Linked DNA regions of Homo sapiens: region 2 is linked to region 1. A link is a contact called in ENCODE Hi-C or POLR2A ChIA-PET data. All regions are on one chromosome and are shown on one strand. The core of a region is the stretch at or near the end of the contact, and the rest is flanking DNA. Distances in the headings are between cores, read along the strand shown. Region 1 overlaps HINFP (histone H4 transcription factor). Region 2 overlaps CBL (Cbl proto-oncogene).

What was found. Hi-C counts contacts between places; a loop is a spot of excess contacts on that map. ChIA-PET counts read pairs that join two places held with the same protein, here RNA polymerase II (POLR2A). Pooled maps may share reads with other maps.
Region 2: a loop to region 1 is called in a map of endothelial cell of hepatic sinusoid, with 2.2 times the contacts of the local background. The contact joins two enhancer-like sites. A Hi-C loop is called at or near these places in 1 of 168 maps with a recorded cell type or tissue (endothelial cell of hepatic sinusoid) and 1 of 50 pooled maps. POLR2A ChIA-PET finds 5 or more read pairs at or near these places in 8 of 52 experiments (B cell, CD8-positive, alpha-beta T cell, Caco-2 and 5 more).

Annotation. Positions count from the first base shown.
Region 1 is chr11:119,128,585-119,133,625 of GRCh38, forward strand. It overlaps HINFP (histone H4 transcription factor), which reads left to right. Exons shown (of 10, transcript NM_198971.3): 3 at 2,141-2,370; 4 at 2,951-3,062; 5 at 3,246-3,398; 6 at 3,912-3,989; 7 at 4,077-4,197; 8 at 4,280-4,418; 9 at 4,511-4,635. Among named protein-coding and RNA genes, the nearest start is that of HINFP, 9.5 kb to the left of the region's middle. Within about 2 kb of position 2,285, at least 2 of the 41 ENCODE cell types and tissues checked have a DNase peak (open chromatin) inside an H3K27ac peak, as active enhancers do.
Region 2 is chr11:119,239,726-119,244,662 of GRCh38, forward strand. All of the region lies in intron 2 of CBL (Cbl proto-oncogene), which reads left to right. Among named protein-coding and RNA genes, the nearest start is that of CBL, 36 kb to the left of the region's middle. Within about 2 kb of position 1,551, at least 2 of the 41 ENCODE cell types and tissues checked have a DNase peak (open chromatin) inside an H3K27ac peak, as active enhancers do.

The sequences.
Region 1 (5,041 bases), core at 1,035-3,534:
CCCAAAGTGCTGGGATTATAGACGTGAGCCACCATGCCCGGCCAGTACTTTTTTAAACCTACATTAAAGCACTATTTCCCAAAGAGCCTATGAGATAGGCACTATTATTATTATTATTTATTATTATTATTTTTAGATGGAGTCTTGCTCTGTCGCCAGGCTGGAGTGTGGTGGTGCGATCTCAGCTCACTGCAACCTCCACCTCCCAGGTTCAAGCAATTCTACTGCCTCAGCCTCCCGAGTAGCTGGGATTACAGGCACATGCCACTATGCCCAGCTAATTTTTTTTTGTATTTTTAGTAGAGACGGGGTTTCACTGTGTTAGCCAGGATGGGATAGGCACTATTATTATACCCATTTTACAAATAAGGAAACGGAGGCACAGAGGAATAAAATAACTTGCCCAAAGTCACGGTACTAATAAGTGTGGCAGGATTTAAAAGAAAAAGGAAAAAAAAAACTTTTTTTCAGAGTAAGATGGAGTCTTACTCTGTTGCTCAGGCTAGAGTGCAATGGCATGATCTCGGCTAATTGCAACCTCCGCCTCCCGGGTTCAAGTGATTCTCCTGCTTCAGCCTCCCAAGTAGCTGAGATTACAGGTGCCCGCCACCACGCCCGGGTAATTTTTGTATTTTTAGTAGAGACAGGATTTCACCATATTGGCCAGGCTGGTCCCAAACTCCTGACCTTGTGATCTGCCTGCCTCGGCCTCCCAAAGTGTTGGGATTACAGGCGTGAGCCACTGCGCCCGACCAAAGCCACTTTTTTTTTAGAGACAGAGTCTTGCTATGTTACCAGGTTGATCTTAAACTCTTGGCCTCAAGTGATCCTCCTGCCTCAGCATGCTGAGCAGCTGGGACTATAAGCATAAGCCACTGCATCTGGCAGGAATACATTTTTCTTTTCTTTTTTTTTTTTTTTGTGGGAGTGCAGTGGCTCGATCTCCGCTCACTGCAAGGTCCGCCTCCCGGGTTCATGCCACTCTCCTGCCTCAGCCTCCCAAATAGCTGGGACTACAGGCGCCCACCACCAAGCCCAGCTAATTTTTTTTTGTATTTTTTAGTAGAGACGGGGTTTGACTGTGTTAGCCAGGATGGTCTCGATCTCCTGACCTCGTGATCTGTCTGCCTCGGCCTCCCAAAGTGCTGGGATTACAGGCGTGAGCCACCGCACCCGGCCCAAAATGTGGTTGATAGTTCACTGAACTGATTTCCTAACCCACTAGTGGGTCACAACACAGTCTGAAAAACTCTATTCTACAGGAAATATGGAGGCAGCTCTCCTTCTCCCACCCCAAATTCTGTTTTAAGTCTGATGACTATGAACCATAATTGATAGTTTCAAAATTCAAGTCATATTTATACAAAGGCAAAATTGGGGAATGATTATATTTTCTAAAGTATCTGTGTTTCAAAACAAGTTAACTTATATAAAGCGCTGAAAATACAGTGCTTAGGGATGCTAGAGAGATAGGAAATGGATTGGAAGAGTTGATGGGGCCTTCTTGGAGAAGGCAGATCTTGAGCAAAACATGAGGGGAAGGAGGAGTGGTGGTTTTACAAGGAGAAGTGGGAGGTGTCAGATCGAGAGGCAGCATCTTCATCAGGAACTGCAGAAACTCAAGTCAGAGGACTTGCGTGCCGGCCATTTCTGCTGTCTGTTTCTGGCATAGGCCTTGCACACACTCTCACCTCTGCCTAGACCACACTTCTTCACCTATTTACAGATACTCATCCATCGTACTTCAGAGTTCAACATGGGGACGTTTCTCAGAACACCATGTCAAATGACCTCTGTTTAATGCTTTTATAGCACCATGTATATCCCCGCTTTGTAACACTCATCACTGGTTGCAGTTTTATATTTATAGATCTGATTATTTGATGAATATGCTTTCTCCCTGACTGAAAGCTATGTGAGGGCAAGGAGTGGGACACTTTTTACTTGTTATAGTCCCTCTAACTGGCACACAATTTATGGTCATTAAATACTGGTATTTGCTAAATGAACCCTGGTAATTTGGTTAGAGTCCAGCCTCCTCACGAGTCCAGCCTCCTCACTCTCTGTTTAGTGCTGCAGGTGGAAGGTGACCTGAGCCTTGGAAAGTGTCAGACTCTTCCTTTTAAACCCCTTTCTACAGAGGAAGAATTCTCCTGCTTGTGGCAGGAATGTGGCTTTTGTTCTCTGGACAGTTCTGCTGACCTCATCCGCCATGTCTACTTCCACTGCTACCACACCAAGCTGAAACAGTGGGGGCTGCAGGCCTTGCAAAGCCAGGCTGACCTTGGCCCCTGCATCCTGGACTTCCAGAGCCGGAACGTCATCCCTGATATCCCTGACCACTTCCTGTGTCTGTGGGAGCACTGTGAGGTCAGCAGGCAGTGCCAGTAATTGGGGTGGAAGGAAGCTGGGGGTCTTAACTCTGATGCCTTGTCCCTTTCAGGGATGCCTTATATTTCCAAGATTCCTGCTAGTATCTCTCTTCCATTTCTTTTGCTCTTTTAAAATTTGTTTATTTTTTACACACAGGCTCTTGATCTGAAGCCCAGGCTAGAGTGCAGTGGTACAATCATAGCTCACTGTAACCTTGAACTCCTGGGCTCAAGCAATCCTCCCACCTCAGCCTCCCAAGTAGCTAGGACTACAGGCATGTACCACCATGCCCTGCTAACTTCTAAATTTTTTGTAGAGACAAGGTCTGGGTGTGTTGCCCAGGCCGGTCTCGAACTCTTGGCCTCAAGTGATTCTCCTGCCTCAGCCTCTCAAAGTGCTGGGATTACAGGGTTTAGCAACCGCACCCGGCCACTCCTCCATTTCTGTGCAGTGCCTTTCCTCAAAATTTCCCATCCCCATCAAGTTAATTTGGGAGAGAGCCAAGAATTCTTCGGGCACATAGGGGTGAGTCCCTCTACCCACCCTCAGTCCTCACCCCAAGTTGCCCCTGGCACAGAATTCCTTCGACAATCCTGAGTGGTTTTATCGGCATGTGGAAGCACACAGTCTGTGCTGTGAATACGAAGCAGTCGGCAAGGACAACCCGGTGGTGCTGTGTGGCTGGAAAGGTAGGGCTGCTTCTTAACTTGTGGCTTCTGGAGGAAACGCTGGGGTTCCTGAAGAGCTGGGACAGAAAGGGATAGGGGTCCTACAGGGGCAAGGTTGACTGCCGGCTGGAGAGACTCAGGGGTACCAGATCCTAGGCAAAACTGGGGTTTTGTGGCAGGAGACTGATAGGGCTTCCTTCCCAGGCTGTACCTGCACCTTCAAGGACCGCAGTAAACTTCGAGAGCACCTCCGCAGCCATACCCAGGAGAAAGTGGTAGCCTGCCCCACCTGTGGGGGCATGTTTGCCAACAATACCAAGTTCTTAGATCACATCCGTCGCCAGACCTCATTGGATCGTAAGTAGTCAGAGGAAGTGGGGTGGATGCAGGCTGTCCTGCTTGGAATGGGTTAGGGGCATGTTTCTAGTGGGGGTGGCCACTGAAGAGACCTGCCTTTTGGCTGCCTCTTCTTTTTGGGCTCAGGCACCTCCCATAGTCTCTTTGCTGATTCAGATTCGTAGGCATTGTTATTCAGTACTTACTGTACCTCGTATCAGTTACTTAGGGAATCCTCACAACAGCCCCATGAGGTAGGCTTCTTATCCCCCTTTTTGCAGATGAGGAAACTGAGGCTCAGAGAGGTTAAATCACTTACCTGAGATCACACAGCTAGTAAGTGGTGAAGCTGGAATTCTAACTCAGGTTCTCTAAGTCCCATGCTCTTTCCATGATACTGTGTCCATTCATAGCTCCCTAAGCTCTCCTTTTCTCCTTGGGTGGTTCCCTTCTGCCTGGGATGGTTCCCCTCTCCTTTCTGTGCCTCTCCACTATCACCTACAGCCCTCCTTTCTTCTGCCTGCCCCACCCCAGAGCAGCACTTCCAGTGTTCTCACTGTTCCAAGAGATTTGCCACAGAGCGGCTATTGCGGGACCACATGCGCAACCATGGTGAGTGGCCTGCGGCCCACAGCCTCCCTCCTGCCCTCCAAGGTTCCACAAGTTCTCACATCACAGCCTCCTCTCTGCTTCTCTCAGTGAATCACTATAAGTGCCCTCTGTGTGACATGACCTGCCCGCTGCCTTCCTCCCTCCGCAACCACATGCGCTTTCGTCACAGTGAGGACCGGCCCTTTAAATGTGACTGTTGTGACTACAGGTAAGGGGGACCAGGGACCAGAAAACAGCTCATGTTCCAGTGTTCCCCATGTCCTCCAATCCCTCCTGATTTCTCATGGCAGCTGCAAGAATCTTATTGACCTCCAGAAGCACCTGGATACCCACAGCGAGGAGCCAGCCTACAGGTGTGATTTTGAGAACTGCACCTTCAGTGCCCGATCCCTCTGCTCTATCAAGTCCCATTACCGCAAAGTACATGAAGTGAGTGGGGCTGGTGTTGGGAAGGACTAGTGGAAGTATGGGGGACCCTGGGGTGAAGAGCTGGTCTCATTTCTCCCTTCCTTCCCCATCAGGGAGACTCTGAGCCAAGGTACAAATGTCATGTGTGTGACAAATGCTTCACACGGGGCAACAACCTCACCGTGCACCTTCGCAAGAAGCACCAGTTCAAGTGGCCCTCAGGGCATCCCCGTTTTCGGTATGTCTCTCAACCCTCCTTCCCAGATTAACACACTTGTTTTTATACCTTTTCAACCAGTTTTAAAAACCTTAATTTGGGTCGGGCGCGGTGGCTCACGCCTGTAATCCCAGCACTTTGGGAGGCCAAGGTGGGCGGATCATGAGGTCAGGAGTTCGAGACCAGCCTGGCCAACATGGTGAAACCCCGTCTCTACTAAAAATACAAAAAGTAGCTGAGCATGGTGGCACATGCCTGTAGTCCCAGCTACTTGGGAGGCTGAGGTGGGAGAATCACTTGAACCCAGAAGGCGGAGGTTGTAGTGAGCTGAGATCATGCCACTGCACTCCAACCTGGGTGACAGAGCGAGACTCCATCTCAAAAATAAATAAATAAATAAATAAAACCTTAATTTGATGGTGGTTTT
Region 2 (4,937 bases), core at 301-2,800, 110 kb after region 1:
TTTTCATCAGGTTAAAGAAGTTTCCTTACATGTCTTGTTTTTCAGTTTTTGGTTGTTGTTTTTTTTTTGCTTTTTTGTTTTATCATAAACAGTTGTTAGAGACCTTTTATGTTTCATTCGTGGTTTTTCTTTTTTTGATAGGTGAGTTGTGGACAGCTGAGTGCTAGTTAAATATAGTACATAGAAAGAATCTTGAAAAGAAAACTAGTTTGAATAAGCCAAAGTAGAAACTTGTTGACTCATAAAATTCTAGAAAAAATGAGTATCTTAAATTGCACTAAAGAGGCTGGGCATGGTGGCTCACGCCTGTAATGCCAGCACTTTGGGAGGCTGAGGTGGGCAGATCACTTGAGGTCAGGAGTTGGAGACCAGCCTGGCCAACATAGTGAAACCCCATATCTACTAAAAAATTCAAAACAATTAGCTGGACATGGTGGCATATACCTGTAATCCCAGCTGCTTGGGAGGCTAAGGCACGAGAATTGCTTGAACTCGGTTGGTGGAGGTTTGCGGTGAGCTGAGATCATGCCCCTGCACTCCAGCCTGGGTGACAGGGTGAGACTGTTACCAATTAAAAAAAAAAAGAAAAAAAAGAAAGAAAAAGAAAAATTGCACTAAAGGCAAGAATGCAGGTAAGCCTCAGGAACAACTGAAACCAGGATTGAAATGTTGCCAGGACTCTGTCTGTTCTCTTTGATTCTTCTGGTATTACTTCCATACTCAGTGCAGATTAATGCGTAAATTGCAGAAAAGTTTGGTCTCTATTACACCCAAGTTTTATATCTTAAGAGTTTCTGCTGTAGCAGAAGATATGACTCTTAGTTCCAGTTTTCACTTTGGCTTGGTATAGAGCATTTGATTGTCCCTGGACCAACCTCTGGAAGGAGAGGTTAAGTACTGGGATTAGTACAGCAGAGGCCAGTTGCAGACCTCTAGACTAATCGACTGTGGCTTGGGAGACATATGTGTTCCTTCATAGCCATGTGCATGGGGGAGTTTGTTCCTAGTTTTTTGGGTGTTGAGGAGCCAGTCTCTTAAATCTTCTCTATAAGAGTGTACATAATTGGCTGGGTGCAGTGGCTCATGCCTGTAATGCCAGCACTTGGGGAGGCTGAGGTGGGTGGATCACCTGAGGTCAGGAGTTCAAGACCAGCCTGGCTAACATCGTGAAACCCCGTCTCTACTAAAAATACAAAAATTAGCCAGGTGTGGTAGCGGGCACCTGTAATCCCAGCTACTCGGGAGGCTGAGGCAGGAGAATCACTTGAACCTGGGAGGTGGAGGTTGCAGAGCCGAGATTGTGCCACTGCACTCTAGCCTGGGCGACAGAGTTAGATTCCATCTCAAAAATAAAAAATAAAAAATAAAAAAGAATGTACATAATTCTATCTATTATTGTATAGTATTGTTGCTTCATGATTTTATTTTAGTTATTATTAGCTGGTTTAAGTTCTCCAAAGATAAATTTGCCCTCATTTTTCTTAGACTTTATAAAAAATGAATTAAGTAAAACCATAAGCCTCTGTTTTGCCTTTGATCTTTCTGGGTTTTGCACCTGTTTTCATTTGTGTACAGGAAGTTACAGTAGAAGCCGAATGGGATTATACAGTGCAGTTAATTTTAAAAACTTGATTGTATTCATTGTGCAAGTAGGATTAAGCTTTTCTAATGTAATTCTGCCTTCTTAGAGGTAGGAAAAGGAAAAAAAATTAGTATTGAGTATTTTGTCTATGGTAGGCACTGCTCCTGAATAGTACATAGTCCCTTCTTTTCATGAAGCTTATAAGCTTATATTATGTCTTTTTCCATTAGTTTCCAAAGCATAACCTCCATATTATCATCCGGTGGAACAGTATTTAACAAGCGAGACAAAAGTGTTTGTGCAGCTATAATCTTTTCCTAGCACCATGAAAATAGGTTTTCAATAAGTGTGCAAAATTCTTCTGGTAGGTAATGGCAGTTTAGATCTTTGTGTTCAGGAATTTGGGCTTGGTGGGAAGAGATTTTCACTTAGGTTAAAAATGTCCTTGCATTTAGGAAAGGGACAGCAACATGGGTCCTGAAAAAGATTTTCAGTCCATGAGAGAGACAATGATGGCTTGGACCAAAGTGATGGGTGTAGAGATGGAAAGAAGTGGGCAGAATTTGATGTATTTTAAAGCTAACATACCAGGACTTGCTAATGAATTGGATAGATTTCTAGTTTGAGCAACTGGATAGATAGTGCAATGGGAAGCCACTGAACTTTTGAACAGGTGAAGGATGTGATCCACTTGTATTTTACAGTGACAGTATTGGCTGCTGTCTGGAAAATAGGTAAGGTCTTGTGGCAATGATGGAAATAGATGGATAGGTTACTAAATTAGTATTCTAGGCCATGTTAGATTGATGAGACTAGGGAGGAGGAATTTAAAATGAAGAGAGGTGGGCAAATAAGAAATAGATTGGGGATAGGTATGGTGTAATTCCTGTAATCCCAGTGATTTGGGAGACTAAGGAGGATCAGTGGAGGCCAAGAGTTTAAGACCAGCCTGAAACTGGGCACAGTGGCTCACGATTGTAATCCCAGCACTTTGGGAGGCCAAGGCGTTGGATCACCTGAGGTCAGGAGTTCGAGACCAGCGTGAACATGGTGAAACCCCCTCCCTTCTAAAAATACAAAATCAGCTGGGCATGGTGGCGGGTACCTGTAATCCAAGCTACTCAGGAGGCTGAGGCAGGAGAATTACTTGAACCCAGGAGGCGGAGGTTGCAGTGAGCCAAGATTGCACCACTGCACTCTAGCCTGAGTGACAGAGTGAGACTCCATCTCAAAAAAAAAAAAAAAAAAAGACCAGCACGGCACCATAGAGAGACCCTGACCCTGTCTCTACAAAAAATTTAAAAAAGAAAAATTGGCTGGGTGTGGTGGCATGCATACCTGAAGTCCCAGCTACTCAGGAGGCAGTTGAGGTGGGGAGGATCACTTGAGCCGCTGCACTATAGCCTTGGTGACTGAATAAGGCCCTGACTCTTTAAAAAAAAAAAAAAAAAAAAGAAACCAGTTTGCTAGGCCTAAAATAATTGTTTCTTTTGGCTTGCAAAAGTGGCAAAAATGGCAAATCTACTTTTTTTTACTTTTTTAAAAAAATTTTTCTCTCAAATCTATTTATGATGAGTATTCCAAAAGAGGGTGCAGGGACATGGGTATTGCCATACCAGGTTGCATTAGGGGTGAAATTAGTTTAACCTTTCTGGGGTGGTGGTTATATCAAAAGATTTAGAATTTTCAGCCAGGGGTGGTGGCTCATTACTGTAATCCCAGCACTTTGGGAGGCTGAGGCAGGCAGATTACCTGAGGTCAGGAGTTTGAGAACAGTCTGGCCAATGTAGTGAAACCTCGTCTCTACTAAAAATACAAAAATTAGCTGTGTGTGGCAGTGCACGCCTGTAATCCCAGCTACTTGGCAAGCTGAGGCAGCAGAATCGCTAGAATCCAGGAGGTGGAAGTTGCAGTGAGCCGAGATCATGCCAGTGCACTCCAGCCTGGACGACAGAGCAAGACTCAATCTCAAAAAGAAGATAAGACTTAGAATTTTGCTTAATAAGTTCACTGGTAGGATATTTATTTATTTATTTATTTTTAAAGAGAGATTGGTCTGTGTTTTCCAGGCTGGTCTCAAGTGATATGCCCGCTTCACCCTCCCAAAGTGCTGGGATTATAGGCATGAACCACTGCGCCCAGCCTACTGTTAGGAATTTATCAAAGAGAATTGATCAAGGATATGAGACCCCGTCTCAAAAAAAAAAATTTTTTTTTTTTTTTTTTGCTGATGAAGAGTAACGATATGACAATATGTTAAATAGGCTATAGAATTGTATGTTTAATAATATTCCATTTTTGTAGAAAGTATTTTAAAATACAAAAACAACACCTAGAAAGAATGATACCAAAATAACAACGGTAAGTATTAGAATTACAGGTGGTTTAAATTTTCTACAATGAATATGCAATTGATCAAAAAACTTTTTTTTTTTCTTTTGGGAGGCAGGGTCTCTTGTCACCCAGGCAGGAATGCAGAGGTGTGATCACAGCTCATTGCAGCCTCAGCCTCCCAGGTTCGAGCAATTCTCTTGCCTTAGCCTCCTGAGTAGCTGTGACTACAGGTGTGTACCACCATGCCTGGCTCGTTTTTAAATTTTTTGTGGACATCGGGTCTCACTGTGTTTCCCAGGCTGGTCTCAAACTCCTGTGCTTAAGTGATCCTTTTGCCTTGGCCTCCCAAAGTGTTGGGATTACAGGTATGAGCCACTACTCCTGACCTCAGATTCTTTTTAAAAGAAGAAAAAAAATGTGGTAACTTCTTAGGTAACAGCACGAATTCACAAGAACAGTTCTGAAAATTTTCCCTTTTGTTGTAGTAATATGATCGCTAGATTATGGTGAAGTTCAGTGAACCTAGCTAGAGAGAGTGCAAAGTTGCTAGCTAGAAAGACTGGAAAACTGGGTTAGTTTATGAAGGTGAAAAGTCACAGTTAGTTCTCAGCATCATCCTGTACAAGGTAATAGTGCTTGTAGAGCAGTAGATCATAAATTACTATGGTTTGTTTAATTATGAAAACCTGATAATCAGATCATCTGTTTTCTTAGAAATTCTAATGTAATGGTAGGTTATATTAGTGCTTCAAACATGGTTTGCTTTTTATTTTTAATTAATTTTTTTTTTTTTTGAGATAAGGTCTCACTCTGCCGTGCAGGCTGGAGTGCAGTGGCACAATCTTGGCTCACCGCAGCCTCAACCTCCAGGGCTCATGTGATTCTCCCACCTCAGCCTCCTGAGTAGCTGGAACAGGTGCATGCTACCATGCCCGGCTAATTTTTTTTTTTTTTTTTTGAGACGGAGTCTCGCTCTGTCGCCCAGCCTGGAGTGCAGTGGCGTGATCTCGGCTCACTGCAA